Regions from separate parts of the Homo sapiens genome. Here regions 1, 3, 4, 5 and 6 are each linked to region 2. The links are chromatin contacts, found by Hi-C or POLR2A ChIA-PET in ENCODE. All regions are on one chromosome and are shown on one strand. The core of a region is the stretch at or near the end of the contact, and the rest is flanking DNA. Distances in the headings are between cores, read along the strand shown.

Evidence for each region. Hi-C counts contacts between places; a loop is a spot of excess contacts on that map. ChIA-PET counts read pairs that join two places held with the same protein, here RNA polymerase II (POLR2A). Pooled maps may share reads with other maps.
Region 1: a loop to region 2 is called in a map of B cell, with 4 times the contacts of the local background. The contact joins the enhancer-like site here to the promoter of PTPN2 in region 2. A Hi-C loop is called at or near these places in 1 of 168 maps with a recorded cell type or tissue (B cell), 8 of 37 single-sample maps with no recorded cell type and 11 of 50 pooled maps. POLR2A ChIA-PET finds 5 or more read pairs at or near these places in 2 of 52 experiments (GM12878 and WTC11).
Region 3: a loop to region 2 is called in a map of ascending aorta, with 2.0 times the contacts of the local background. The contact joins the enhancer-like site here to the promoter of PTPN2 in region 2. A Hi-C loop is called at or near these places in 1 of 168 maps with a recorded cell type or tissue (ascending aorta) and 3 of 50 pooled maps. POLR2A ChIA-PET finds 5 or more read pairs at or near these places in 4 of 52 experiments (AG04449, AG04450, Panc1 and 1 more).
Region 4: a map of prostate gland shows a loop between it and region 2 (4-fold over the local background). The contact joins the enhancer-like site here to the promoter of PTPN2 in region 2. A Hi-C loop is called at or near these places in 1 of 168 maps with a recorded cell type or tissue (prostate gland) and 3 of 50 pooled maps. POLR2A ChIA-PET finds 5 or more read pairs at or near these places in 7 of 52 experiments (A673, AG04450, Caco-2 and 4 more).
Region 5: a pooled map shows a loop between it and region 2 (4-fold over the local background). The contact joins the enhancer-like site here to the promoter of PTPN2 in region 2. A Hi-C loop is called at or near these places in 2 of 37 single-sample maps with no recorded cell type and 2 of 50 pooled maps.
Region 6: a map of B cell shows a loop between it and region 2 (4-fold over the local background). The contact joins the enhancer-like site here to the promoter of PTPN2 in region 2. A Hi-C loop is called at or near these places in 2 of 168 maps with a recorded cell type or tissue (B cell and GM12878), 7 of 37 single-sample maps with no recorded cell type and 6 of 50 pooled maps. POLR2A ChIA-PET finds 5 or more read pairs at or near these places in 3 of 52 experiments (GM12878, T-cell and activated B cell).

What each region holds. Positions count from the first base shown.
Region 1 is chr18:13,613,642-13,618,136 of GRCh38, reverse strand. All of the region lies in intron 4 of LDLRAD4 (low density lipoprotein receptor class A domain containing 4), which reads right to left. Among named protein-coding and RNA genes, the nearest start is that of MIR4526, 4.8 kb to the right of the region's middle. RefSeq lists enhancers at 1,627-1,676, 1,298-1,799, 2,737-2,806, 2,837-2,886, 3,826-4,343 and 1 more. Within about 2 kb of position 2,621, at least 8 of the 41 ENCODE cell types and tissues checked have a DNase peak (open chromatin) inside an H3K27ac peak, as active enhancers do; they include B cell, where a contact is called at or near this core.
Region 2 is chr18:12,881,673-12,886,079 of GRCh38, reverse strand. PTPN2 (protein tyrosine phosphatase non-receptor type 2) reads left to right here and starts at 1,843. Exons shown (of 9, transcript NM_002828.4): 1 at 1,843-2,007. The coding sequence starts at 1,939. RefSeq lists silencers at 222-271, 1,631-1,920, 2,301-2,640.
Region 3 is chr18:12,319,319-12,323,753 of GRCh38, reverse strand. The region is part of intron 3 of TUBB6 (tubulin beta 6 class V); the gene reads right to left. Among named protein-coding and RNA genes, the nearest start is that of TUBB6, 13 kb to the right of the region's middle. Within about 2 kb of position 2,238, at least 2 of the 41 ENCODE cell types and tissues checked have a DNase peak (open chromatin) inside an H3K27ac peak, as active enhancers do.
Region 4 is chr18:12,277,014-12,281,665 of GRCh38, reverse strand. It overlaps CIDEA (cell death inducing DFFA like effector a), which reads right to left. Exons shown (of 5, transcript NM_001279.4): 5 at 4,071-4,543. The coding sequence ends at 4,396. Among named protein-coding and RNA genes, the nearest start is that of CIDEA, 25 kb to the right of the region's middle. RefSeq lists an enhancer at 15-3,969. Within about 2 kb of position 2,410, at least 28 of the 41 ENCODE cell types and tissues checked have a DNase peak (open chromatin) inside an H3K27ac peak, as active enhancers do; they include prostate gland, where a contact is called at or near this core.
Region 5 is chr18:13,584,402-13,589,433 of GRCh38, reverse strand. The region is part of intron 4 of LDLRAD4 (low density lipoprotein receptor class A domain containing 4); the gene reads right to left. Among named protein-coding and RNA genes, the nearest start is that of MIR4526, 24 kb to the left of the region's middle. Within about 2 kb of position 3,498, at least 3 of the 41 ENCODE cell types and tissues checked have a DNase peak (open chromatin) inside an H3K27ac peak, as active enhancers do.
Region 6 is chr18:13,564,444-13,568,948 of GRCh38, reverse strand. All of the region lies in intron 4 of LDLRAD4 (low density lipoprotein receptor class A domain containing 4), which reads right to left. Among named protein-coding and RNA genes, the nearest start is that of MIR4526, 44 kb to the left of the region's middle. RefSeq lists enhancers at 1,993-2,072, 1,654-2,281. Within about 2 kb of position 1,313, at least 19 of the 41 ENCODE cell types and tissues checked have a DNase peak (open chromatin) inside an H3K27ac peak, as active enhancers do; they include B cell and GM12878, where a contact is called at or near this core.

The DNA of each region.
Region 1 (4,495 bases), core at 1,372-3,871, 730 kb before region 2:
GTTACAGAGTACAAACATACTGGCATTTGCCTTCTCCAGCTGGTGGCTGTTCAGGTGGCTTGCTTTTTTTCTTTTTTCTCTTATGACCACAAAATTGCATGTGTATATGTGCAAGTGTGTGGCTGGCACACGTTTGTCAGTATACTTGTAGGAAAGACTCCTAAAAGTGACATTTCTGGACCCAGGGCATAATCACTTTTCATCCTCATGGCTACTGAGAACCTGCCTTTTGTAAAGGCTGCATTCGTTTAGGCTGTCCCAGGAAGAAGGCATGTTCCCCATGCCCTCATTCACCCTGGAGACTCGCCCTTTTAACTGGTGACAATCTGATGGCAAAAATATGTATCTCATTTTAATTTGTATTTCTCCAATTACTGGTAATTTCAGATCTTTCCCTATGGTTATGGTAATTTGTGTTTCTCTTTTTCATAATCATATTGGTGTATTTATAGTTTTCTCATTTATTTCTTATGTATTTATATGAAATCTTTACATATTATGGTTACACATCTTTGTCTGTTACATGTTGCAACTATTTCCCCTAGCCAGTCATTTCTTGAAACTTCACCATGAGTTTCTCTATAGATGCTATAAACTTTTATGCCATCAAATACTCTCTTTTTCCTTTATGGCCTCTAAACATCCTGTTTGATTGGGAAGGTCCTCTTTAATATTCTAAACATATTTTTTTCCTAAGATTTTTGGAGTTTGAATTTTATGTTAGATCTTTATTTGCTCTGGATTTTATTCCTCTTTTGGTCTGACACAGCACATGGAACATGTGATATTGACTGAAAGGTGTGCATCTTCTGAGCTAATATATCTGATTTTAAAATTCAGGCAAGGATAAGAAAGATCTCAGTTGTATGAAACAGTGCATGGAATTACTCTCTGTAAAACTAAACTCCAGGCCAGGCGTGCCTGGAATCTCAGCACTTTGGGAGACCAAGACGGGGGAATTGTTTAAGACCAGGAGTTCAAGATCAGCCTGGGCAATATAGCGAGACCCTGTCTCTTAAAAAAAAAAAAAAAGTAAAGGCCCCACCATCTTTCTTTTTAAGGGGACTGCTTTCTTATAAACCTGCCACACACAGGTACCGCCCTGCCCTGCTGGGACACCTGCACCATGCTGTTGCCCTGAGGCTCCAAATATGAGTCATGCCCAGCCGTGGCAGGTGCATCTACAGCACATGGATGAGCGTCGGCCCTGGGGGTTCACGGGCACCCTAGTGGCATGGTGCCTGGGGCAGGTCAAGTTCATGGGCATGCTCAGAGGCTGTGGGAGCAGGAACACTGTCCTCAGGAGCCTGCAAACCGAATCGAGTGGCCCCGTGGGGTGCCCTGGGGTGGCGGCAGCCTGATGAGGCCTGAGCCATGAAGGCACTCAGCCCTGGGCACAGGAGGCAGCTCTTCCTGCAGGCAACAAAGACCCAGGGATACCTGGGTCCCAGAGACCACCATCCTCACAGCCTGGTCATCTCACTGCAGCAGCTTGGTCCCTGGCTGCAGGTGACGGTGGCCGGTGGGTGCTCCCGAAGCCCTCCCCTGAGGGCGTCAGGGTCTGGTGCGGGGCCCACACACGCGGCAGAGCCTTGCTCTGGGGACTCTGGGCAAAACCCATCAGTGGAAACAGACCTCCTTCTCGTCTTTAAGTCACAGGAGCCAGAACACTAGCAACAGAAAAGATGAGCATTGTACTCTCTTCAGGGCCACAAAGCCTCCCCAGGCAGGGCCCAGGAGATCCTCAAAGTGAAAACTGCAGTCAACAGGTTCTTGGAAACGTGTGTGAGGATTCCCAGACCCTGAGCCCTGCATTGAGATGCCCTCTCCCTCCATGACCCCCTTTCAAGCTCACGAGGGGGTGTGTGGCAACCCCCCCCCCCCCACCTGTCCTCCCACACCCTCTCAGTCATTTTAAACAGGAGAATTCCACTAAACACCCACAGCCTGTTTTCACGTGGCAGGGCAGGGAGGTGGCTGTGGTGCGTGGAGCCCAGCATCCACAGAAAGGAAAGACACCTGGGGTTTGGGTTTCGTTTTTAGGGGTTGGGGAGGAGTGGGCTGGAAAGGGGAGGCTAAGAAGAAAATGAATTCTGGAAGAACTGTTAAAACAGAAAGTTTAGAAAAATAAAACCCGCAGGAATAGTAGCATTCTTAGAAAATTAATAGGATGCTTTGGGGCTTCCAAGATGCTACACGCCTAACACGGATTCTGAACACAGACCACTGGTTGAGTTTCCTTGTTCAACAGTAACAGATGTCCACAGAAGAGTGCTAGAAAGCAGGGCACGCAAGGAAAGAAGTTGAGGCCAAAGTCAAACGTTCACATCCCCCTTCTACGGCGCTGTAGTTCATGATGCTGTAACAGATGAGTCACTGCAATGGAAATACCGGATACTTTTTAATACATCTAGTCTAAAACTTACAGGAAGGCATCCTAGCACCTTCTTTTATTATTGTACAGCAGTGACAGTGACGACAGTGATGATGGCATCTCTCTATTTTTATGGAAACATCTCCAGGAAATCCCAAGCTGCACAGTGGAGAATTACAGGAACAGAAGAAGTGGTGTGAAGTCTGTCGGTCTCTTCCCTGGTTCAATGAGGAGCTGAACTGAATCATACTAGAGGCATGAGTGTCTGCGCTATTTTTAAAGAGCTCTGGGGAAGTGTGGTTGTCCCACCTTAGGCTCCTAATATAACACTCATTTCTATTTGTGGGATGGTTAACACCATCTTCCATTTGGTCTTTCCTCCACTAATATATTATCCTTCACTGAAGTCTTATTTCTACAGTTTAATTCTTTTTAAGCTCCAGATGTGTTATGTATGCCCTCAAAGACCCTATCATGGGTCAGGGGGCAAGGTCTGGGCCCCTCATGCGTTCCTCTCTTTCCCCAGGCCAAGTAAACACCTTGGCAGGAATCCAGAAAACGATCCACGCAGAACATTGCAATGTCACAGAAATGGCCGCCCACTGGCCACGAAGCCCTGGCCCCACCCTGCGAGGTCACTTCCTACCCTACCAACAGCAGCACCCCACCTCACTCCCCTACGTGCTGGCCTTTCCTGGAGCACCAAACCCAGGGCTGGCTGACCGCAGAGCCTTACCTCCAGGCAGCCCCTTCCCCTGCACGCCTCCTGCCCCACCGCTGGGACAGACACCCACCCTCCCACATGTTGGCTGGGCCTGCTTGGCTACTGCACAGTGAACTTGTCGCATTTCCTTCCTGTCTCTGTCCTCCTCAGCAGAGACGGGTGTGGTGATGAGATGACAGTCTTAGGGGTGTCTTACTCTTTATTTATGGCTCTGTGACACTTTTAAAGTGCTGAATGTTCCTAAAGGCTGGTAAATTCTTTCCAAGATCCTCCAGAGACCGGGCGGCGGTGGTGGCAGGAAGACGGGTGGGGGCAGGAGTTGGAATCTACTTAGACTATAATTGCCTCAAGTTTGTGAACTGTTAGTATAAAAATACTCTTGGAGATTTTAATGGTTGAATGAAGATTCACACTCATTAAACACCATGGTTGAGGGGGAAAATTCAGCCTGTGTTACAAGAATGACTTCACAGCTTGAAGTACAGAAGCAAAACAATAAGAGCTATCATCATACTGATTACATTATATATTTTGAATTTTATTTTCCTTGGAGGTGGGTTGGCTACTCTACTGTATAGTACAACAAGTAGAACGAAAGGGAAAAAAGCTACCCTACAGAAATACCCAGTTTTTGGCGTCACCTGCTGGCTTTATCTTCCTTTAAAAGCTCTTTCCTAAGCCCCGATGATGGGTTCACTACCTTTGGGGACTTCCTGTGCAGCTCTGAACCCTGTTGCAGCACTTATCACTGTCTTGGTGGTATCCATTCTCTGGTCTTCTTCCTCTACAGAGTGAGCCCTGGGTCAACGCCTTGTTCATCCACAGTGTCTCAGCAGGTAGTGTGTGCCTGGCACAAAGTTGGCATTCCCCATTTAGAAGCTGGTGGAGAAGCCCTAAGAACGAAGGGACCCCAACGGCCTGACCTGCTTCAACAGCATCCAGCACAGACACGTATTCTCCCAAACACTTCCTGATGACTTCAGTGGTGCTGGAGTTTTGCTAAAGGTTTTCATATTTTGCAACAATTATTCAAAAATTACTACTCTAAGAGGGTGTGATCTGTCACTGAGAAAAGAGCCTCCTGGTTACTCTGAGCTGCCTGTTTATAGCCATGTATTTATGTACAACATTTGCATGACAATAAAATGAGGAAACGGTCCCTATGATCTGTAGGTGGAGAGATGAACGTGGAGGGCAGGTGTGACCCAGGCGCGGCTACCTGATACCGGCCCAAGGCCAGGTGCCTTGGACGGCACGGGCAGGCGGGCAGCAGCCCGTGATGACTGGACGGACTAGGGAATCCCTCGAATGCAGACTCCACGAGCCCGTCCAGCTGGAGTGGCATCTCCTCACTTTATGAAAGCCCAAGCCTTCATCCACTACAATTACTTCTCACC
Region 2 (4,407 bases), core at 594-3,093:
AAGCCTGACATTTTAAAATCCTGAGAACTTCTGATCTTGACTTCAAAAGGGGCAAAAGTCTACATTTGGGGTCCTTTAGAAACAGCAAGCTAGGAACTAGTTGGGTTGGGAGTCACATATGTCGGAGAGACCAAGTCATATCTTGTCAGCAGGATATCTCGAAGCAAGTTAACCTCTGTTTTCTTTTTACCCCCGGGCTTCAGTGCAGCCCTGTATAGGTATTCTTCTGGAGCAATCATTCTCAAACTCTGGGGGGGCACAGGCATCCCCAGGAGAGCTTGCTTAAGTAGTCTCCTGGGGCCCCAACACCAGAGATTCTGATTCAGTAGTTTGGGGTGAGGCCTTCAAATTTGCATTTCAAAGAAGCTCACACTGGATGCAAATGATGCTGGTGTGAGAACCACTGTTCTAGATTCTTCGCTGCACTCAGCAAACTAAGATAGGCAAATACAGCTCCCGGAACCAGAGAGGCTGACAAATGAATTCCAAAGAGATGCTGAATACTTGGCGATAAGAACTGCTGCTTTGAGATAAAGATGCTCCTCCTTTGTAGAACACAGTATTTTTTGGTTGGAAAGCAATCTGATGAGCAGACTAATGCGAACATTCACAGGATATTCTGGGAGATACCATGCCTTTAATCAAAATAATCAGATTCAATGACAGAATTTCAGAACCAAGGACCATTAGACATTGTGGGGTCTTTCGGGGGAAGCTTTCCTGTATCTCTAAATCATACTATGTAAGTAGAAAGCTTGCTGACTGCTTTTTTGTTAATACGATTTCTTCTAGCTTCCGTAGCCAACTTTTTTTTTTTTTTTTCTGGCTAGGGTTTTCATTATTTTATGTGATTAAGGACACTTTTCTGCCCCAAGTATTGTAATCCTCTCGGCCGGCTCTGTCCAAAAGAACTGTCTTCGATGATAGAAACGTTCTACATATGTACTTTGCCACATAGCAGCCACTAGCCATACATGGTTATGGCACACCTGAAATGTGGCTGGTGCCACTGAGGAATTAAGTTAATATTTAAAATTTAAATCCCAATACTGGACAGCACGGCTAAACCTTTCCTAACCCTTCACGTTTCTTATGAAGATTATATAGCAGGATATTACAAGCACTAAAAAAGAACTATCTTAAATCTGAAGCAAGATGATTTCCCTAACTAGTACGTTTGTTTGGTAAAAGAGGACGTGCTATTTTTTACAGTTAAATCTAATTCGTAAGTTGTAGAACGTTTTCTTAACAAGGTATCCCTCTCCCAAATTCCGGGAGAGGCTGGCTGCCTTTCCTTTTGCTCCAGCGGTTTATTTGGCATAAAATCTGCAGGCTTACAGGAGCTGACACCAGGGCAGAAAAGAATGAGGAATTTGTTTCCAAGTTGGTCACAGGCCGCTAATCTGACCTAGATGATGTTTAAAATAATATTCAAATACAGCACTTTAAAAAACTATGAAGGCTGAGAAGAAAACGAGAAATGGGAAGCAAGAAGGAAGGCGGAGCGTGCCGGCGACTTCTCAGGGGACTTCCTCAGGGAGTCCCATTCCAGTAACCCCGCGCTACCCACGGACCACCGCCTCTCTCTTGTCGGAAGACGCAAGCCCAAGGGGCGGCTCACCTCGTGCCGCGCGCAGGGACCACGGCCGCCGGGTGGTCCCCTGGCCCCGCCCCCTCCCACCTGGGCACCCCGAGCCCCGCCCCCCGAGCGCCCCGCCCCGCCCCGCCGCCGACTTCGCGCCGCGCTCGGGCGCCGAGTCTGCGCGCTGACGTCCGACGCTCCAGGTACTTTCCCCACGGCCGACAGGGCTTGGCGTGGGGGCGGGGCGCGGCGCGCAGCGCGCATGCGCCGCAGCGCCAGCGCTCTCCCCGGATCGTGCGGGGCCTGAGCCTCTCCGCCGGCGCAGGCTCTGCTCGCGCCAGCTCGCTCCCGCAGCCATGCCCACCACCATCGAGCGGGAGTTCGAAGAGTTGGATACTCAGCGTCGCTGGCAGCCGCTGTACTTGGTGAGTCGCGGACCCACGCGGCAGTCGCCGACCTCCTCCGAGACCCGGACTCGTGCCCTGTCCGCAGGGTCCCTCCCGCCTCCCCCGCCTCTCGCCTCTAGCCTCTCGCTCGGGGCGGAAGTGGCGGCGCGGTCCGCGTCAGGGGCGCGCCTGCGCTGACCGCTCTCTTGCTCCTTTTGGTTTAAAAAAAAAAAAAAAAAAAGCATACTTGAGCTGAGCAGCTCATGGTTAGCGCAAGCGCAGTTAGTTCTGGAGGGCGGTGCCACAGCGGCTTCTTGGGGAGCGCGTGGATGCGCCACCAGCGTTGCGCGGCCCGGGTCTGGGGGTCCTTGGGAAAGCCGTGGGGGCGCTCGGGCGCGCGCCCCCGGGCCGCAGCTTCGCCGTAGCTCCCACGCCGCTGTGCTTGGTTCTTGCTCGCGGACAGCTCTTTCTCTGGCCGGGTGTTTTGTGGCCGGGTGGGCAGCTGGCGTCCCCGGGAGCGGTGAGGGCGGGGGCGGGCGAGCCGGGCCGCGGCGTCCGGGTCCAGCTGGCGCCCGCGCAGGACCTGTGGGAGCAGGCCGCTCTGGGCGCCGGGCCGGCCGCCGCAGCCCTCTGCGAGGCGAAGCTCGCTCTCCTGGCGGAGCCGCGGTGGTTGGGGGTGGCTCGTGGCCTCTGGCGAGGGCAGCGCTCTCGGGACCCTCCGTCTTCATTTTCCCCCGTGGCCCAGCAGCGCCCAGCGTGGGTTCGGCCCCCATAGAACCTTCCCGGAACGAAAGAGGCTTTGCTTGTGTTCGTCCAGTGATAGCGTGTCATTCTCTTTATAGTTTTCCTTACTGAGGTATACTTTCCCTACAGTGAAACGCAGCTTTCATGTGTGCTCCCAGACGGGTGTCACAAATGAATCCCCTCTTGCAAGCCCCCTCAAATCAAAATAGCCTTTCCTTGCCCTGAGAAAGTGCCCTCATCCCCTCCCCGGGGGCACGGTGTTCCGATGCCTATCGCCCTAATCGTGCCTGTTCAGCTCACATAGATGCAATATGTAGTATAAACACCTGTGATTCGCTTTTTTTATGTCAACTAGACTACCTTTTAATTCAAACAAAACTTTATCTCTTTTAAAATGATGTAACTGCTTTCCCCTTCGTTTAATCCTTGTCGTATTATTCCCAAGATTGAATTTGGTGACGGTTAAGTTAATGCTGCTTCTGATGTTTGGTTCTCTCTGTGTAAAGTAAAAGACGGGCTTTCCTGTAAATGGATGATCCTGGGTTTTTCCCCTTTCCATTTAATTAGATGGCAGTGAAAAATGTGTTCAGAAAGTAACGTTTTCTTCTTGAACACATTAGTGGGAAGTATAAATATTCTGATTCCCATGATACAGAGTATGTTAGAATAGGGATCTAAGTTTTAAAGAATGCTGGTAAGGACTCTTCCAATTATAGACAATCTGAAACGCAAATTCTGGTAGGAATCTTCATGTGAGAGAGCCTGCCAGCTGCATCTTCTCCAGTTACATTTGTTTTAGCAGAGGCTGCTGTCTCTCTAAGGGATAGGTTATATATCGAAATAGATTTGAAAAGAGAAAAGTGAATATAACTTAATTCAGCTTAACATTTTGGTTTAAGAAATTTAATTTTCTTTGGTATCATTAATATCCTTGAAAATTCAATGAGAATTGTGATTCCTCTTTCCAGAAAAATGAACTTAACTCGCATCCACTGGAGATTTCACATGCATTTTCAAAAAGATAAGGAAATCCTTCTATAGATTCTTACCGAGGAATCCTGTAGTTTCCTTGGTTGGTCAATGCTCATATTATTTTTTCCTAGTTGAAAACAAGACCATTAGTTTGGTCAGTAGAAACCATGGCATGCACACTGGTGTTACAGTAAAAGTAGGTCACAAACCAAGAAAGTTAGTAATGGAAAGCAAGTCAGGAAGTTTGAGCTATGTGTTCTCCTGTGGCCTTAGAACATCCATTCAGCCATTCCACAAATATGCCCGGACCCCCAGTGGAGTTGCAGCTTTTGCTCCTGGCCTTGGGGATTCAGCAGAGAATGCTCCTGGCAAGTTTCCTACCCTCGAGGTGCTCACTCTAGGGCTTATTCTTTTGGGGCCTCATTGTAGTTCCATATTTTCATTCATTCGTTCATAACATGCTTGTTATGTGCTAGTGTTAGACACTGAGGATTCTTGTTAAAAGACAGGAGTCCCAGTTTTTAAGGATGCAGCCCTGTAAATAGGTAAGCTGATGAAAACGTTAAAGTGATACATGTAAAGCTAGCTTGAAGCACAGGGTCTTGTGGAGTTGAGTTACCTAGGAGTCCTGTATTTCCCAAAAAGGGGTACACATGGGAGTTCTGGTGAAGCTTCTCGAGGGAGGGAGGACCTCACCTAAGTCTTGAAAGACATTGGCCAGGG
Region 3 (4,435 bases), core at 989-3,488, 560 kb after region 2:
TCACTGCAAGCTCCGCCTCCCGGGTTCACACCATTCTCCTGCCTCAGCCTCCCAAGTAGCTGTGACTACAGGCACCCACCACCACGCCTGGCTAATTTTTTGTATTTTTTAGTAGAGATGGGGTTTCACCATGTTAGCCAGGATGGTCTCAATCTCCTGACTTCGTGATCCACCCACTTCGGCCTCCCAAAGTGCTGGGATTACAGGTGTGAGCCACCGGGCCAGCCCCATAATGGTGCATTTTTGCCAGACAGGCTTATGTATATCTTACTTTACCTAAAAAAAATTGAATCTGAAAGATTGGCTCTTAAATTTAAAATCCTATTTTTCATTTTATCTCATTTTAAAATGGATTATTTCACTAGCAGAAGCATTTTTTTCCCAGCTGTAAAAATTACACAGGTTTGTATGTCCATATGAACAGATGCACGTAGGAGTGGGAGGAACTAATTTTTGTTTTTGGTTTTCTGGGCACTACGAGTTTCATATAATGCAATGGCTTTCATACATTGCTGTGAACATCTGTATTTATTTATTTAGAGACAAGGTCTCGCTCTGTCACCCAGGGTGGCGTACACTGGCACCACCCTAGCTGACTGCAGCTTTGAACTCCTGGGCTTAAGTGATTCTCCCACTTCAACCTCTTGAGTAGCAGGGACTACAGGCACATGCCACTACACTTGGCTAATGAACATTTGAAAAAACTAGATACTAGATACCTCTCATTTATTTTAAAGTTAACATCTATTATTTTTCATAAGTCAAATAGTTGCATATGATATAATTTTAATTTCTGGAAACAATATAATCACTTTAAAAAACTCTTCTTCTGTTAAATGTATTGATAGAATATATTAAAAATCAGAAATAATTCCAATCAGTTGAAGTTGATTCTTTTTAATTTCCTGTGATTACAAAGTATTAAATGTTATCTATCTACCTATCTATATCTATTTTTTTCCTATTAATTCATTTATCCAAGGGTGAATATTAAATACTGCCAGAAAGGGCCAAGGCTTGGGATCAATTCTATTCCTCTTAATTTTTACATATATGAGAAATCTTGTCCACAGATATATGTAAATGGGAATGAATTATGTTCTACAATGTCATTCAGTTCTTTGATTGTCTTCAGAGTTACATCCCAAAAATCAAATAGTGAGCTATTATCAAAAAGTATTTTCAAGCCTGGGCAACATGGCAAAACCCCATCTCTACTAAAAATACAAAAATTAGCTGGGTCTGGTAGTGCATGCCTGTAGTCCCAGCTACTCGGGAGGCTGAGGTGGGAGGATCACTTAAGCGTAGAAGATGGAGGTTGCAGTGAGCCAAGATTGTGCTACAGCACTCCAGCCTGGGTGACAGAGCAAGACCCTGTCTCAAAAAAAAAAAAAAAAGTATTTTCAATCATCTGTCACTTAACTCAATTTTGTTTATTTATTTATTTATTTATTTTGAGATGGAGTCTCACTCTGTTGCCCAGGCTAAAGTGCAGTGGCACGGTATTGTCTCACTGCAACCTCCACCTCCTGGGTTCAAGCAATTCTGCTTCAGCCCCCCGAGAAGCTGGGATTACAGGTGCTGCCACCACACCCGGCTAATTTTTGTATTTTTTAGTAGAGAGAGGGTTTCACCACGTTGGCCAGGCTGGTCTTGAACTCCTGACCTCAAGTGATCCGCCCACCTCGGCCTCCCAAAGTGCTGGGATTACAGGCATGAGCCACCGCACCTGGCCAACAACTCAATGTTGAAGAAAGCAGAATTGGAAACGACCTAACTTGCAGGTCATGACATTTTACATCAGTCATTCTTTTCTTGTTTCTGAATGTAAACCAAAAAGGCTTAACCAAGACTTACTAAATACACTCTCACTCTTTCACTTTAAGGCAATTTATTCCAGTATACTTAGAGTTGGGAAAATTGAAATACTAATTTCTAATATGACTTTGTCAATTTAATTTTTAATAAAATGTTTTAAATATTTATTTTCATGAAATTTTGGGCTGCAGATTTAACTAATTCAAGTCATAAAAACTTGCATTGCATTATACAGACCTCTCCCCACTTACTCCAACTTGACTTTTGTCTACACACGGCTGGTGGCAACAATTCACAGCCACTGCCAAAGACCAGCCTCTCTGGTTTCACGTGGGCAGGTCCATCCCTGATGCTGCACTCACCCTGGGGGCACTGAACTATGAAGCAGTGAAACCACCAAGGCTGCCTCTGAGAGCTGCCAAGTGCTACATCGGGTAAGCAAGCTGCCTTTCACTTGTCAATCTTTAATTAGTGGACAAGGGGCTCCCATGCAATTTGGGACACGGGCCTGCTCACAATGAGGTCTACTGATGGCACCCCTGGCTTCTGCAGTACATAACAAGTGCAGCCTTACACAGTGGCTCTACTCTTGGGGGGGATGAAGCATTTATCAGTGCTACACACTGTAGGTGTTCAGTGCAAGAAAAAACAAATTCTGTGATTCTTCATTAAGTGTACTGAACTTAATGTTAAAATGTATGTACTGGACTGTTAATAACTCATATCACATATAAAGGATACCCTCCTTCAATATCTAAAGAAGTCCTTAAATCAGTAAGAAAAACAACAGCCATTAGGAAAACAGGCAAAGGCTATAAACATACAGCTCACAGGAAAGGAAATTCCAATAGCTTAGGTACTGGAAATAATGCTAAACCCTTCTCATAAGGGAAACGCAAATTAAAACAAGGAGATTCTATTTTTCTGCTGTGAAACTGACAGAGATCCAAACACCTGAGTTGCACTGCTGAGGGTTTGGGGAAGGCCACTTCCCACGGGAGCTACTGGAGATAGCAAGGGCAGTGGGCTGTAGAACAGCTGAGCTACAGCTATCAAAATTATCCCCCTAGACACAGCAATTACACTTCTGTAAGTTTTTCTAGATAGACCCATACATGTGCAAAATGACATATATACAAATGTTTACTGAGGAACAATTTATAATAATAAAAAGGGGAACAACCCAAATACCTATCAACTGAAGACTGGTTAAATCCACGGCGGTATCTCTGCAGAGGATACTATCAGCCATCAACAGGAATGAGGCAGCCATACTTGTGAAATGGAAAGATCTTCAAAATACGTTGCTGGGGAGCCAGGGAGGAACACTAGGGTACTAAACAGTGTATACAGCTGGCTCCATTGTATGTGTGTAAATATATGCGTCTGCCTGAACATACCTGAAAGGACATTCAAGAATCTTAACACTAGTTCGGGGTAGGAAGGAGATCAACTTTTCACTATATACCCTTTTGTTCCTTTTAAGTCCTAAACCATGAAAATGTTTTACCTAGCTAGCTAGCAAAATGAAAAAAAAAATTACTTTATTAAAACATTTACAATGCAATTAAGAAAGCACAGGTTGTCTTTGAAGGATGGGGTCCTAAGAGAGTTCATTTCTAGCTTTATGACATTTTAACTAAAACATTTATTTTATGATAAGTGAATATTAAAGTATAAAAAAGGAATTTTTTATTATTATTATTTTAGAAATGGGGTCTTCCACTGCTACCCAGGCTGGAGTGCAGTGGTGCAATCATAGCCACTGCAGCCTCCAACTCCTGGGCTCAAGGGATCCTCCTGCCTCAGCCTCCTGAGTAGCTGGGACAATTAAAAAAACATTTTTTTGGCTGGGCACGGTGGCTCACGCTTGTAATCTTAGCACTTTGGGAGGCCGAGGCGGGTGGATCACGAGGTCAGGAGATTGAGACCATCCTCGCTAACATGGTGAAACCCCGTCTCTACCAAAAATATAAAAAAAATTAGCATGGCATGGTGGCGGGCGCCTGTAGTCCCAGCTACTCCGGAGGCTGAGGCAGGAGAATGGCGTGAACCCGGGAGGTGGAGCTTGCAATGAGCTAAGATCGCACCACTGCACTCCACCCTGGGCGACAGAGTGAGACTCCGTCAAAAAAAAGAAAAATTTTGTAGAGAGGGTCCCCTTATGTTGTCCATGTTGGTCTTAAACTTTTGAACTCAAGTGATCATCCTGTCTTGGCCTCCCAAAGTGCTGGGATGGCAGGTGTGAACGCCTGAGCCCAGCTCTTCTTTAATGAAAAATTTTAAAATGTCATCAGTAAGTGGGAAATTACTAAATGATGACATATACAATGGTAGGCACTGTGACTGTCACGGAGGATGTCTGAGATACATTAATGAATTTTTCAAAAGGCTGCAAAATGGTGTGTATAGCAGGATCCCATTTTCCCCAGACAAAATCAGCTCTGTGTGCTCACCTAGGTGCACATGGACACAGAAAAATGTCAGCAGGGCCGGGCGCGGTGGCTCACACCTGTAATCCCAGTACTTTTGGGAGGCCGAGACAGGAGGATCACCTGAGGTCAGGAGTTCGAGACCAGCCTGGCCAATATGGGGAAACCCCATCTCTACTAAAAAT
Region 4 (4,652 bases), core at 1,161-3,660, 600 kb after region 2:
CTCAGTGGAGTGGAGGCTCAGAATAAAAGGCACTGCACTGATCATCAGATTTTAAAAGCAATAGCTCATGCCCATAATCCCAGTCCTCTGGGAGGCTGAGGTGAGAGGATCACTTGCACCCAGGAGTTGGAGAGCAGCCTGGGCAACATAGTAAGATCCTGTTGCTAACAACAAAAAAAAAATCTAAAAAAAAAAAAAAAAGATGATGAGCTGGGTGTGGTGGTGTGCACCTATAGTGTCAACTACTTGGGAGGCTGAGGTGGAAGATACATTTAAAAAAATGTTATGTTGGCCAGGCATGGTGGCTCACACCTGTAATCCCAGCACTTTGGGAGGCCAAGGTGGGTGCATCACCTGAGGTCAGGAGTTCAAGACTAGCCTGGCCAATGTGGTGAAACCCCAAAAATACAAAAATTACCTGGGTGTGGTGGCACGCACCTGTAATCCCAGCTATTCAGGAGGCTGAGGCAGGAGAATCGCTTGAACCCAGGAGGCGGAGTTTGCAGTGAGTCGAGACCACACCATTGTACTCCAGCCTAGGCAATAAGAGCGAAACTCCATCTCAAAAGAAAAAAAAAAAGTTATGTTGATTTTGCCACAATACAATAAAATCTTGGGGAAGACAGAGCTCTCCTCCTGGCCCACTGGGACTTGAGAGCTGGCTGTCAGAGCTGGAGGGCAGGCAGGTAGCCCCATGGCCTCTGCTGCTGGAGGGGGCCTGGTAATTCTAGCAAGGAATAGCTGTCCCCGTGGAGGTGATGGTAGAGAAAGGTGCTGGCCACAGTTTTCTTTCCCTACAATTTATAACACAGGAGGGAGTGGGAGCCAGGAGACCCTGTGTGGGGACAGTGCCATCCTGGGTGGAGGCCCACCCCCACATGTGGCTTGATGAGCCGCCCCCACCTCATCACATGAGGAGAAAGGAGAACTTCCCTTTGGGGAAATGGACCCCCGTTTTAGAATCCTAGTCCTGAAGAGGCCTACGCCATGGCTTTGAGCTGGGCTCCTGACCTGGCGGGTGGTGACAGTTTCCTTGGGGTGCAGGAGAAGGGCAAGCTGTGGCTGGCCAGCTGAAAAGTGCTGGCTGGAAGAGGGACCGTGTTTACATTTTTAAAATCTGGGCCAAGAAAATCTGTCTGGGAATGGAGTTCCTGGACCAAGTCGATTGGATCCTGATTTTATGGATGAAGACAGTGGTTTGGGCTGTGAAGTCTGGTCACTACAGGTGATTTTAGCCAGAGTCTGTCTCTGGCCATGAGATCATGGCTCTTAGAGCATTTCATTCTGATGTCCTCAGTTCATCCCAGGCCTGCACTCTGTTCCCTGCTGCTGGCAGAAAGTGCTCCTTGAATCTAGCCTACGGATCATGTGGCAGAAACACACCAGGACGCATGCGCGTGGGATGCTCATGGCAGCTACCTGTGTTTGTGCGCCTGAAAAAGAGGTCATAGGAGTGACGTCCAGGTCCATGTAGTGACTGCAGGAGCATGAAACCTGGGCTCATGGGAACCATTTCTTTTTTTCTGAATTGTGATTCTAGAAGTGAATAATTTCCAATTCGAGCTCTTCTGCTTGGCCCCATCAAAGACACACAGACGAACACTCAGCCCCTGAAGGGACACACACGCCACCCTGGGGGTTCAGCTGAAGGCTTAGGTGGAGGCGGCATCCAGGCCTCACAGGGTCCAGGCCCTGAGCCCGCTGGAGTGCCTTGGCTCTCCCCACCCACCCTCACCTGCATGGGGCACATCCTGGTCTGAGCTAGCGGGCTAAATGCAGATGATAGAGAAACTAAGATGAGAACGAGAAAGTGTCACATTTGGAGTGCCTGTCACCTAATCCGAACCAGAGACAAGACAGCCACGCCTGCTGGGACCCTTCCCCTAAGGGAGTGGGTTTCAATTCCACCAGTCTCCTGGCCAAGGGCCCACTGAAGACTTTGACAATAGCAAAACCAACCTTTGCTGCCTCCTCCCTGAGGCCTGGAGCCTCCCTGAGGGTTCTGCGAAGAGGCTGCTCTGTCCCGGGCCACTCCGTGAATCATGGGCACAGGAGACAGGGCGGCGGTGGCCGCAGCTCCTTCAGAAGCTCCCAAATGCCAAGAGGTCCTTCTGAATGTCCTCCCCTTTCCCATGGGGAGAAGGCCAGCCCGTCCCTTCCCCAATTCCTCCCTTCGAACAGGTTGGGCCCCCACAGTTTCCCCACCATCTGGACGTAGGCCTAGGGCCTCTCAGCGAGTGAGGGCAGGGGCTGAGTCAACAGGATCAGGCACTGGAGTGAAAATTCCTTTTTTGGAAGCCAGGCAGTCACTGCCCAGGCCGGTGGAATCCTTGGGAAGTGACGCAAGCCCAGAGTCAGTGAGAGGCAGGAGTGAGCGCCCCTCGGCCAGGCCGGCCACACGCCTGGCTACAGCCCTCCTCCTCACCTCCTCTCCTGCTGGCCCGAGGTGGGCAGGGCGGTCAGGAGCTCCTTATATAGGAAATGTTTTGAAGTCACAGCAGACGGCCTGTGCCTGAACACTCTTTGTAACCCTCGCTCTACCAGCAGCGCAGCTCATTCTGGAAGGCAAGAAGGGATAATACTGAAAGTGCCTGTTTTTTTCGCAGTGTGAAAGAAGAGCCTGTGCTTTGAGGAACGCCACCTCCTTTCCTTTTGTCTGTCCTGCTGTGGGGCCTGGCCCAGCTTCTCCAAGAACTGGCTCAGACACAGTGAGAGCCCAGGACTCAGCGCCGGTCACGGGGCCTCTCAAAGGGGACTGCAAACTGTCTGTGAAGGGAGGACCATCCCTGCCGGGAACGGCTGAGCAGCAGCTGGGAGCCCCGGGAAGGGGGTAGGGGAGGGGAGAGTTTTTCTTCCTCTAGGGTTCCGGGACACACTGTGGTGTCTTTCTGTGGCCAGAGTTGGTGGCTAGGGAAGGAAAAGGCCTCCAAGGCATCATTTCTTAATCAGGAAATATTTTTCTTCTAGCATCTGTTCCCCCTGATTCTAGGAACAGCACCCTATTTCTCTTTGGGGTGGCTCCAGGACTCAGTGTGTGGCCCAGCCTGGCAGAGCCACCAGCTGCTGTGTCTGCAGCATGAGGTGTAACCCAGGACATCCAATGGGGGGACAAGGTGTAGCCCAGAGCTTCCTGCTGCAGGGCCTGAGGTCTGCACTTGCTTCCACTTGAGGGGGTCCCCCCTCCCTGCAGGGAATCAGATCCAAGAGAGTGGGAGACAGATTCTTACAATGTTGTCTGATTGCCTTCGTCCAGCTGTGCCTGCAGCTAGAGATCCCAGCCACGGACAGGAGGTTCCTCGCAGCTGAGCCAGCATGAGGCACAGCTCCACCTTGGCAACGCGGTGCCCCACCTGGCTGCAGGCAGAATCTGCAGCTGAGGGTGCAGCAGTTGTTTTTTGGTTTTTAAGAAAAAGGCTGGGCCGGGTGTGGTGGCTCACGTCTGTAATCTCAGAACTTTGGGAGGCCCAGGTAGGAGGATTGCTTGAGTCTAGGAGTTTGAGACCAGTCTGAGCAACATAGCAAGACCCCATCTCTACAAAAATAAAAAAAACTAGGGGTGGTGGTGTGCACTTGTAATCTCAGCTACTCAGGAGGCTGAGGTGGGAGGATGGCTTGAGCCCAGGGAGGTCGAGGCAGCAGTGAGCCGAGATCAGGCCGCTGTACTCCAGCTTGGGTGACAGAGCTAGACCCTGTCTCAAAAAAAAAAAAAAAAAAAAAAGAAGAAAAAGAAAAAAGAGGCTGAAAAAGTAAAGTCCTTTCACTTTCACAAGTGAAAAAGTAAAAAAGTCCTTGAAGACCTCCACAATTTGAGTCCTTCAGTGTGAGGGCCCCTTTGAGCCTGTTAAAAATCCATGTTTGAAAAAAACATACAATAACATTTTGCAGCTTGTTATTTTTGTGGCACTAATAAAGACTTATGAGAGATTATATCTGTTAGCAGAATATTCCTGGATGAGTTTTGCTTCTATATAAAGTTTTTTTTTTTTTTTGCTGTTCTGATAGTTTTGTTTTGTTTTGTTTGCTTTTTGCTCTTCTGAGAGATAAAGGAGACACAGGAAGTGTCACACATCTTGAAGGTCATTCTTGCGATGGGTTTATTGCAGGAGATGATGGACCAAATGGCTCTGACACATGCACACGCTCCTGGGCACGCCTGCTGCGTGCTCGCTTCCCATGACCCCCAGGGCCCTCTATGCCTCCCCCCCAGGGCACCCTGCCCACTGCCCCCACTTCATGTACCACCAAGCCCTTTCCTTTTCTGGGCACCACTCCTGAGCAGCGTGACCAGCGGCCTCCAAGTGCATGTGGCTCAGAACATAAAAGCATCTTCAACATTCGTCATTGAGCCAAACGAAACACAGTGTTTGGCTCAAGAGCCGGCGACAGCCTGCATCCCTATCCACACGTGAACCTGCCCTTGGCTTGTGACCGGAGGGATGGCCGCTCTTCCTTGTCATCCAGCACCCGGAGCATGTATGTGCCCAGATAGATGAGAAACTGTCCCGTCACCTGGGCGGAGTAGGACAGGAACCGCAGCAGACTCCTGTGGCAGAGGCAGATGGGGAGGCTTTAGCTTGGGATTTTGGGCCAGTGAGAAACAGACAGGATGGGAATACTTCACTCCCCCCACCAAAAGGCACTCGGAGGAGGCC
Region 5 (5,032 bases), core at 2,249-4,748, 700 kb before region 2:
TCTCCACGGAGGATTTGCAAACGAAAATGAACAGCTGAAGCCTTCCTAGGTAAAACTCAGTGTGCCATGGGGCCCCATGTACACAGACCAAGAGCCCACACAGAAAAGGCAGCTTGCAGTGGCATCCAACCATCATTTCACCTGCCTTCTCCCATCACAGTTTGGGGACAGAAACCAACCACAGAAGAAAAAAGATGGCAAGCTGGGCATGCTGGCTCATTTCTGTAATTCCAGCACTTCAGGAGGCTGAGATGGGTGGATCACTTGAGGCCAGGAGTTCGAGACCAGCCTGGCCAACACAGCAAAACCTCATCCCTACTGAAAATAAACAAATAAAAATAGCTGGGCATGGTGGTGCAACCCTGCAGTCCCAGCTACTCGGGAGGCTGAGGCAGGAGAATCATTTGAGCCTGGGAGGCGGAGGTTACAATGAACCAAGATAGCGCCACTGCACTCCAGCCTGGGCGACAGAGCGAGACTCTGTCTCAAAAAAAAAAAAAGAAAAAAAGAAAAAAAAAAGAAAAGGAAAAAGATGGCAGAGTGCTAGATGATTCCGCAGAGCTTTCTGAGTGAGCACACAGCTGAACGGGTGCATCATGAAATGTAAATTTTGCTGGACTGTAGGATTAGGGAAGCCACTTTCTCTGAAACAAGGTCAAGATAGTTTCAAGAAACTAGCGGTGACATGAGTGGATTGTGTCGACAGCACAAGAACAATTCAATCCTAAGAACACAGAGGCCAAAAAGTGTTTTCAGAAATGGAAGCTGCGTACAAAAACACCCGGCGAGTAGCAGAGGGAGAAAAGGAACTTGCTGTCCCTTCGCTTGGTGAGGTAACAACCAGAGACCCTAAAAAAAATAACATGCTAAGGGCAAGGGAGGAAACTGAAATTTAAAAAATAATGAATCGTTTTGATCACATATTTTAAAATACATTCCTTAATGAAGCCCCATCTGTAAATTTATTTGTAATATTTCACTGAAAAAAGATAAAATTCCAAACATTTTCAGAAAATGAAGAAATCAATAGATTCATTTCCCAGCCTTCAAATTTGTTATGTTATGTATAAATCTCTGTGTAAAAAAGTATCACTCCCACTGGTCCATTCAGAATAGAGAGGTTCAAGATGAAATTATTGAAAAGGAGAAGGAGAAGAAAGCCCCTCCCAAGCAGGTGCTAGAGAAGCCACAGGCCCCTTACCCACGCACAGTGAGACCACTTAGAGCATACATGTCACCAGCTTTCAGCTTCAAGCCAAAATAATTCTGTCTTTTCACAGTATTTTCACAAAGCTTCTCAATGGGACAGGAGGACAAAGAAATTATTCTTCTGAGAATGGTTTTTTTTTCCCGATATGAATAATCTCAGCACCACATCCTCTACAGGAACCAAGAAAATGGTGCGACTCATACAAAAAGGCTTTCTGGATTCCAGATGCAGGGTGTTCCAGAAGTCTAAAATAAAGAAATTGTTGGCAATGTAGAGAAACAGCCATCCAATTTATATGAAAGAGATTCAAGATCAGCTACCGGCTATTACTACATAAACTTATTTGAGGACTAACTTTTCAAGATTGAAAGTGACCTCCCCCCTTTTTGTAGACATTCTAAAGCTAAGGAAATAAACAAAGGATTGGATACCAGTAAGCAGGATTATGAATGAGCAAAGGCTCAATCATAAACAACAGTCCTGAAGATTGGAGAAAAATAGCCCCACTGGGACAGTGGCCCAGAAGGGATCAGAGGACCCATAAGTCTATGCAAGGCCCAGCCATCCAAGAGAGAGGTTAGTCTGCAAAACCTACTATCATGTGTCTATTGGAGGTGGGAAAGAGGTCTGCCTTATAAGGAAAAGCAAGTAATTGAAATTGTCTAAGCCTGTATGTCTTGAAGATTCCACCCTATGAAACGAAGTGTGGACGTTGGAATAAGCAGGTCTTCCACTCAGCGGGCATGCAGGCTGAGGGTGACTGGGGTCCTTTCTGTGAGGGAATCTGACAGGTCGACTGTTCTCGGTAAAGACCAAGGCAGGGTGTTTCTGGGATTCCCTGCTTCTAGCACAGTACCTGGCATCTGGTAAGGGCTCAATATTTACAAACTAAATGAGAGTGAGACTGTCTAACATGGAGAGAGTTCTGGAATGCAATGCCTAGGGCAGGGGTTCTCAAAGTGTGGTTGCTAGAACAGCAGCATCAGCATCACCTGGGAACCTGTTAGAAATGCAAATTTTCAGGTCCACCCAGATCTACTGGGAGCTCTGGGCATGAGGCCAGCAGTCTGGGTTTTACAGAGCCATCTAGGAGATTCTGATGTATGTTAGAGTTTGAGAACCCTCTGACCCAAGGAAGCGGTGGTGTTTCAAGAGTGGAAACCTCCAAAAAGAAAATGAATAAACATATAATATTTTCATATTGCCAGCTTCCTAGGCAATCTGATTTCTCTGGGTCTCTGACTCCCATGACTTGGAACTCCCAACCCCTTTTTTCTTTGCAAGTAGATACAGTGTGATGTTACAGGGGTGCATACACATACTGATCCCCCCTATTTTTTTTTCCTTTTTTTTTTTTTTTTAGATTCAGAGTCTCACTCTGTCACCCAGGCTGGCTGCGACCTCTGCCTCCCAGGGTCAAGGGTTTCTCCCAACTCAGCCTCCTGATATGTGGGATTACAGGTGTGCGCCACCATGCCTGGCTAATTTTTGTATTTTTGTAGAGACGGGATTTTGCCATGTTGGCCAGGCTGGGGTCTCAAACTTCTGACCTTAAGTGATCTGCCTACCTTGGCCTCTCAACGATTCCCCCCTGATTTTTAAGGTATCCAGATTGTTTTGAGATTGACTTGCCTTAAAGTCAGAGATCCTTGTATATATGGATGTGTGTCTGTTTCAGGGCTCCTAGGCTCTTCTCACAATGGCACAGCGACTGTCATAATCTGACTTCACTTGGTTGGCAGGGGAAAGGTAAAATGGTAGCTGTGACTCAGAGCCCTCAGAGCCCTTCTCAGTTTCTATTCTTTTTTTTTTTTTTTGAGACAGAGTCTTGCTCTGTCACCCAGGCTGAAGTGCAGTGGCACGACCTCAACTCACTGCAACCTCCGCCTCCCGGGTTCAAGCAGTTCTCTCTCCTCAGCCTCCCAGTAGCTGGGATTACAGACGCCTGCCACCACGCCCGGCTAATTTTTGTATTTTTAGTAGAGACGGGGTTTTGCCATGTTGGCCAGGCTGGTCTAGAACTCCTGACCTCAAGTGAGCTGCCTGCCTTGTCCTCCCAAAATGCTGGGTTACAGGTGTGAGCCACCATGCCCCGCCCTCAGTTTCTATTCTTTACTAGGTATTTTTTCAACATCTAGGTTGCAGTAATTTTAGCCTCAAGGAGTCTGCCATATCTTCAACTTTCATTCACTCCAGTGCTTCAGCTGTGTGACATTAGCTAGCTTGTGCATCACGAAATATTTTTGATCTGTTTCTTTAAGGGAGAAAGTAGGGGAAATCTGAAGGTTTGATGGACAAGTTCATTTAAGAGGAAGTAAGTTTGCAGATATTAGCTAACTTTCAGTTCTCCTATTTAATTTGCTCCCCTGGCTTGGTTCAATATTGAAATATATATATTCTTTCCAACACAGAGCTTATTATTCTGTAATATATTACCAGGAATCAGCAATCTCCACACAACGCCAGTTTGTGTTCAGTAAGAGGTATTTTGGTTGATGTAGCAATTGTGCTTACATTTGGAGAAAATCTGGAAAAGCAGTTGTCTGTATCAGTAAAATTCATCACTAAAATTAAATGCTTTAATTTTCCTAATGGGCTTGAAAGGGGGAGTGGGAAACCAAATGTGCTTTGAAAAGATAATCTCCTGGAAGAGGAAGTCTGTATGAAGGCTTAATCAAATCTGGGGCAGAAGTTATGTTGCCAAAATTACTAATCATCAGAATGACCCTGCTTGCTCATTAGTGCATTAATAAGTGTGGCCACCCTTCACCTGAGCAGGCTGCTAATCTCCACGGTCAGGCATAATCCATTTCTTCTCCTCTCTCTTCACCTCAATATTAATGGCTTAGCAAAGACCCCTTTAAAAAAACAGAACCCAGAAGGCACTGTTATTTATCACCGAAGATAAATTCATGCAGCTTACAGTATTCATGCCAGAATAAAGAGAGCCAGTAACAGATTTGTTCCTGATGCATTAGAAATGAGCCCCAGTGACAAACTCCTGCTCTCTCCCCAGCAAAGCTGATGTATTGACTAGACAGGTAGATATGAGCTACTCAGGCTGTCTGGGTGCTATGGAAATCATGTCGAGTGCATTTGACCATCGGCAATGGGGCCAGACACGCATGAGGCTCATTCTTATTCCAGCCAGGGAAAAGGCCTCGTCTGCATTTGCCTTTTGCTGAAAGGCTGCCATATTTGTCAGCTCAGACGCGTGTAAGATAAGCTCTGTCCTCGTTATCTAATATTTCACCAGGCAGTGGAACCGAAGGATAAGGACACCCTAATTGCCTACGTGGGCAGCAAAGCTTGAGTGCTGTCAGGCCCAGCACGAAGCCTGGAGCCTGGACAAGAGGAAGTTTACCGCAGAAGTTAATCACTTCATTTGGAAGGAAAGCCCTGAAGGATTTGGACAATTATGGTTTATCCTGGTTCTACAGTGTATCAGGAGACAGATCCAAAGTTCTCACTGCAGAATAATCTTCAGACAACTTGCCTTTCTTCCCCACAGCACACTCTTAACTTAAATTTACCCTAGGATTAAGCACAATAAGAAGTGGTAATATGGAATTATTTGTGCACAGTTAACAAGAAATGAGTATGAGAAAAGACAGGTTTTGTAGCCATCCCTCCACCGAGCCATCCTATGATTCCTCCATTGGCTAAGTCTTCCTGGGCGCCAGGTGCAGTGCTAGTCACCGAGGGGAACAACACGGATGAGCTCCTGTTCTCAGACAAGCTGGAAGTGTCTGGGAAGGAAGAGGAGACAGATAGCAGATAGCTACAAACCAGCTGGGCAGGGCTATCACAGAATCATCACAG
Region 6 (4,505 bases), core at 64-2,563, 680 kb before region 2:
TCATGACCAAGGGATTGGTGAAGGTGGGGTATGAGGGTCTTTCCCTGAGCCCTTCAAGATGACCATGCTGACTAGATGTGAACACACTTCCTGGATAGACGCACGCTTGGCTATGTTATAAATTTAAATAACTTGATAAGGTAAGAGACAGGAAGACCTGAAACCTACACTCAGCAGGCCTCTAACCACGGGGTCTGTCTACTGTGATACAGAGACCCTAAATTATAACGAAGGCCACAGGTCCTGATGTGGGGCGTGAAGTGCACTCGTTTTTATTCTGCCTTCCCTTTCTTCCTTAGCAAGACTGGAACCTTGTCCAGTTCCTCCTGCAGCTGGTGTGGCCTTACGGTGAGGTTCTGGCCAGGAGACAGTGGCAGAAGCGGTGTGTGGGACTTCTGGGAAGGGTCTTTAAAGGAAGGAGGCATGTATCATTTTGGACTTCAGTTCTTCTTCCATGGTCCAGACTGCAGTGTGAGTGTCCTGGCTGGAGTTCCAGCAGCCATTCTAGACCATGAAACAACCTCAGAGCTGGACACTAAGTGCTGGGAGAGTGGGGCCGAAAGAGATAACCTGGATCCTCGAGGACTTAGTGGGGCCCCTATACCAGCCCCATGCTGCCTTCTGCAAACTTGTTTTTTTCTTTTTTTTTTTTTTGTAAACGGAGTCTCACTCTGTCACCCAGGCTGGAGTGCAGTGGCATGATCTTGGCTCACTGCAACCTCCACCTCCCAGGTTCAAGTGATTCTCCTGCCTCAGCCTCCTGAGTAGCTGGGACTGCAGGCACACATCACCACACCTGTCTAATATTTGTGTTTTTAGTAGAGACAGGTTTCGCCATGTTGGCTAGGCTGGTCTCGAACTCCTGACCTCAGGTGATCCCCCCACCCCCCACCTCCTCGGCCTCCCAAAGTGCTGGGATTACAGGTGTGAGCCACAGTGCCCGGCCAAACTTGTTTCTAATGTGAGGCAATAACTGCTTGTGGGTTGAAGGCACGATGACCAGATGTCTGTGACTCACAATTCCTAACAGTGACACCCACTATAACAAAAAATCCACAGCGTTAATACTTTCATTATTTCCAATAAGCCAAGACATGTCCAAACTAGAGTTTATAGGGTAGAGTTTAAATGATGACACCATTATCACTGTGTCACTCTATTTTTAAAATAAGCAAATATTCTATTTTTTTTTTTTTAACAAAAAAAGTTCTCATAGCTCAATTTTCAAAAGGGAACTTTCTCTATTTTACCAACGTCACAATTATGACCTGTCAGATGAATGGAAACCAGCAGGGGAAGTTCATTTGCATTCAGGGGAAAGAGAAAAGCAGTTTAGAGAGAACTCTTGGTTTTGTGCTAATAGTCTCAGATCTTCAGAGAAGTTCAGTGCTGAGAAAATGTTTTTAAGAGCCTCAAACAGCTTGAGGGTGTTTAATTTTACTTAGGCAGCTGGGTCTTCTGCAAAAGCGTAACTCCTGGGGGGCTGCAGCGGCGGGGGGTGGTGACAGTGCGTTTGCAGGCAGGCCCTACGGCAGCAGGCCTCAGGAACTGAAGCCGAGCAGCATTAGCTATAAAGAGCTCCCAGGTCAACAAGCCCCTCATCTCTGCCTTCAGTCCAGCTACTCCAGGAATCTGAAGCAATCCAGACACTGTTAGATTAGGAAGACGCAAGGTACTTGTGTTTCTTCCCTACGTGTGTGTATTTGTCTTTCTTAGCAGCGCCCCTGGACTCTTAGGGTACCCACAAAAGCACATGCACGTCATAGTTAAACTAGTGAAGCTGGGAGGCAGGGGGAAATGATTAATATTGACCAAGGCAAACCAGAGCAACCCACGATGAGGATGAGGTCAGTGACACGGGAACAAGTCTGCGTGCACTGGCAGGGCTGCTTCCCCCCTGGGCCAGGCGCGGCTTGGTTCTAGGCTCTTTCACACACGCTGTGTGACTCCAGGCCAGGCTGCACCAGGCTGGGCTTCGCTTCCCCATCAGCTCAGCAGGACCCTCTCCTCACAGGGACACTGAGTCCATTGAATTTCTAGCACAGTATTCAGCACAAAGCAGAAGTTCAACAAGTCTAAATGATTTTCCACTTTCCATGCTACTCTAATACCCTTTGGGCAGATGTTTGTAAGTAAACCTATACATATTTAAATCCTCTCTTTTTGGGGGACTGTGGGGAGAACCCATGTGTCAAGGATAAAGACATAAAGCCATAGTATAGCACCACATCAATTATTTCCACTGGGCCAAGAGACACCTGCTGTCATTTAATATAAGGCATACTCTTGGCTGGGCGCAGCGTCTCGTGCCTGTAATCCCACCGCTTTGGGAGGCCAAGGCGGGTGGATCATGAGGTCAAGAGATCGAGACCATCTTGGCCAACATGGTGAAACCCCGTCTCTACTAAAAATACAAAGATCAGCCGGGCGTGGTGGCAGGCGCCTGTAGTCCCAGCTACTCGAGAGGCTGAGGCAGGAGAATCACTTGAACCCAGGAGGTGGAGGTTGCAATGAGCTAAGATTGCGCCACTGCACTCCAGCCTGGCAACAGAGCGAGACTCTGTCTCAAAAAAAAAAAAAAGTCTAAGGCATGCTCTTTATTGAAAATATAAGAAAACTCATGCCCGTTGTGCTGAACAGAGATGGGTGTTGGCTTCTCCTCCAGGACAGACTGACCTTCCAGAGACAGGAACAGGAGCCAAGGGATAGCTTACTGTCCTGGCTCAGTGCCCTTTCCCCTACTATCTCCCCAGCACTGACGGGGGTCTCATTGGCTGCCCGTTAGTCTTGTCATCAAGTCCCACCAAGCGGATGTAACTGTAACCATGTTAGACACCTGCCCTCTCTACCAGACACCACAGCCCCAGGAGCAGGGGCTGGGAGGGAGCATTTCTGTGTCCCCACTATGAGATGATGCGGGTCCCAGAGAAAATTCATGGCCCAGGCTTGTTGGACTGAACGAATGGACGAATGGCGTGCCTTGGAGCAGCAGCTCGGCTTGTGTTTAATGCCACATGGGACATCATCGTCACAGTCTTCAGAGCCACGTTTGATCAACGCTGATGGAATTCTTCCTTTGAATATCAACACAAACTCCTTAAGGCCCCGTCCAAAATGTGCGACCCCGCAAGCATGGAGGAGCTCTGTCCTAGAGGCTACAAAACACAAATCCCAATTCCCCTCCACACACAAAGTGAGGTGCAGGTACAGAGCTCTGCCACCATTGAGCACACCCATCTCCTTCCCATGGCAGAGAAAGGTTATGCTCACGGCATGAGCCACAATAGAACCCTTTTGTCTGTCTGCTTGTTGACAGGGGCACGAGAAAGGAGAAAAGAATGGGCATTTCAGTACAGCTGGGCTGGCTCGTTCCACAGCCCAAGACAAGCGCCAGGACGGTCCAGCTGTGAGGGCGGCTCATGCCAATGTCACAACCCTGCGATGACAAGGGGCTGTTATCCCCGCCACCCTGGCTGTGTGGCTGAGGACCGCAGCGCCCCTTTGTCCTGCTGCCTGGAGGTCTGCCCGGGCTGCTCGCAGGCCAGCACGGCCGGGCCCTGGCCCAGCTTGGCGCTGGCAACGGCTGTTCGCTTCTGTGGTTCAGGCCCTCACAGCACAAAGGCCCGTCACAGGGGCTGTCTGGGATCAGGGAAGATGGTCTCTTCAGCTGTGGCCTTCATCCCACTCCTGGACACCCCTGGCCAACCCTCTACTGTGGACAACTGGTCGACCTAAAAGCCAATGTATTATGATTTTACAAAACCCCTCTGAGGATACTTGATGTTTTATGGGGAGATATAATCCTAGAAAACCTAGTTGTTTGGTGTATGGCTTTGTTTTACATTGCTGTTTTGGGTTCAAATCATGACGGCATGAGATTTAATTACCTTTATTTTCCAGACAAGGGCATACAGGGTGAAATACATACTCCGTGTTCTAAAATTGTAAGGTAAGCATAATTGACATGCATGGGGCAACTCTGACTATAAATTCCTGCTGGCTGAGCCTCACTTTTAATGTCTGTTTTTTTCTTTTCTTTGGGGAGGCAGGAGGTATGGACAGAAAGCACTCGTTCTTCAGAGAAGGCAGGAGATTCCAATCTAAATCATGCCTAAAGAGCAAGGCACACCTGGACTTGAATGACCCCCGACCAGCCACAGGGAAATCATCACGGGAGGGCTGGAGCACTGCCAAGGCAATGAAGGGAAATGGTTTCCAGACTCACGGCCCCGCCAGGAGGAAGGGGGGCGGCAGCGCAGAGGCGGGGTCGTGGGTCTGCGCACCCTCACCTGCCGCACTCGCCACGACTCAGACCCCACAAAGGCTTGGGCTTTTTTGTGAGTTTTTTTTTTTTTTTTTTTTTTTTTTAGAAAATGGGAACACAAAAATGAACTTTTTCCATTCTCAAAAACAGAAAAACCAAGGAGAGCAGGTGAGGCGAGGAAAGGTTCTCAGAGCACTAAGTATGCAGGTCTTAGCAGAGGGGAAAGACAAGCAAGCCCCAC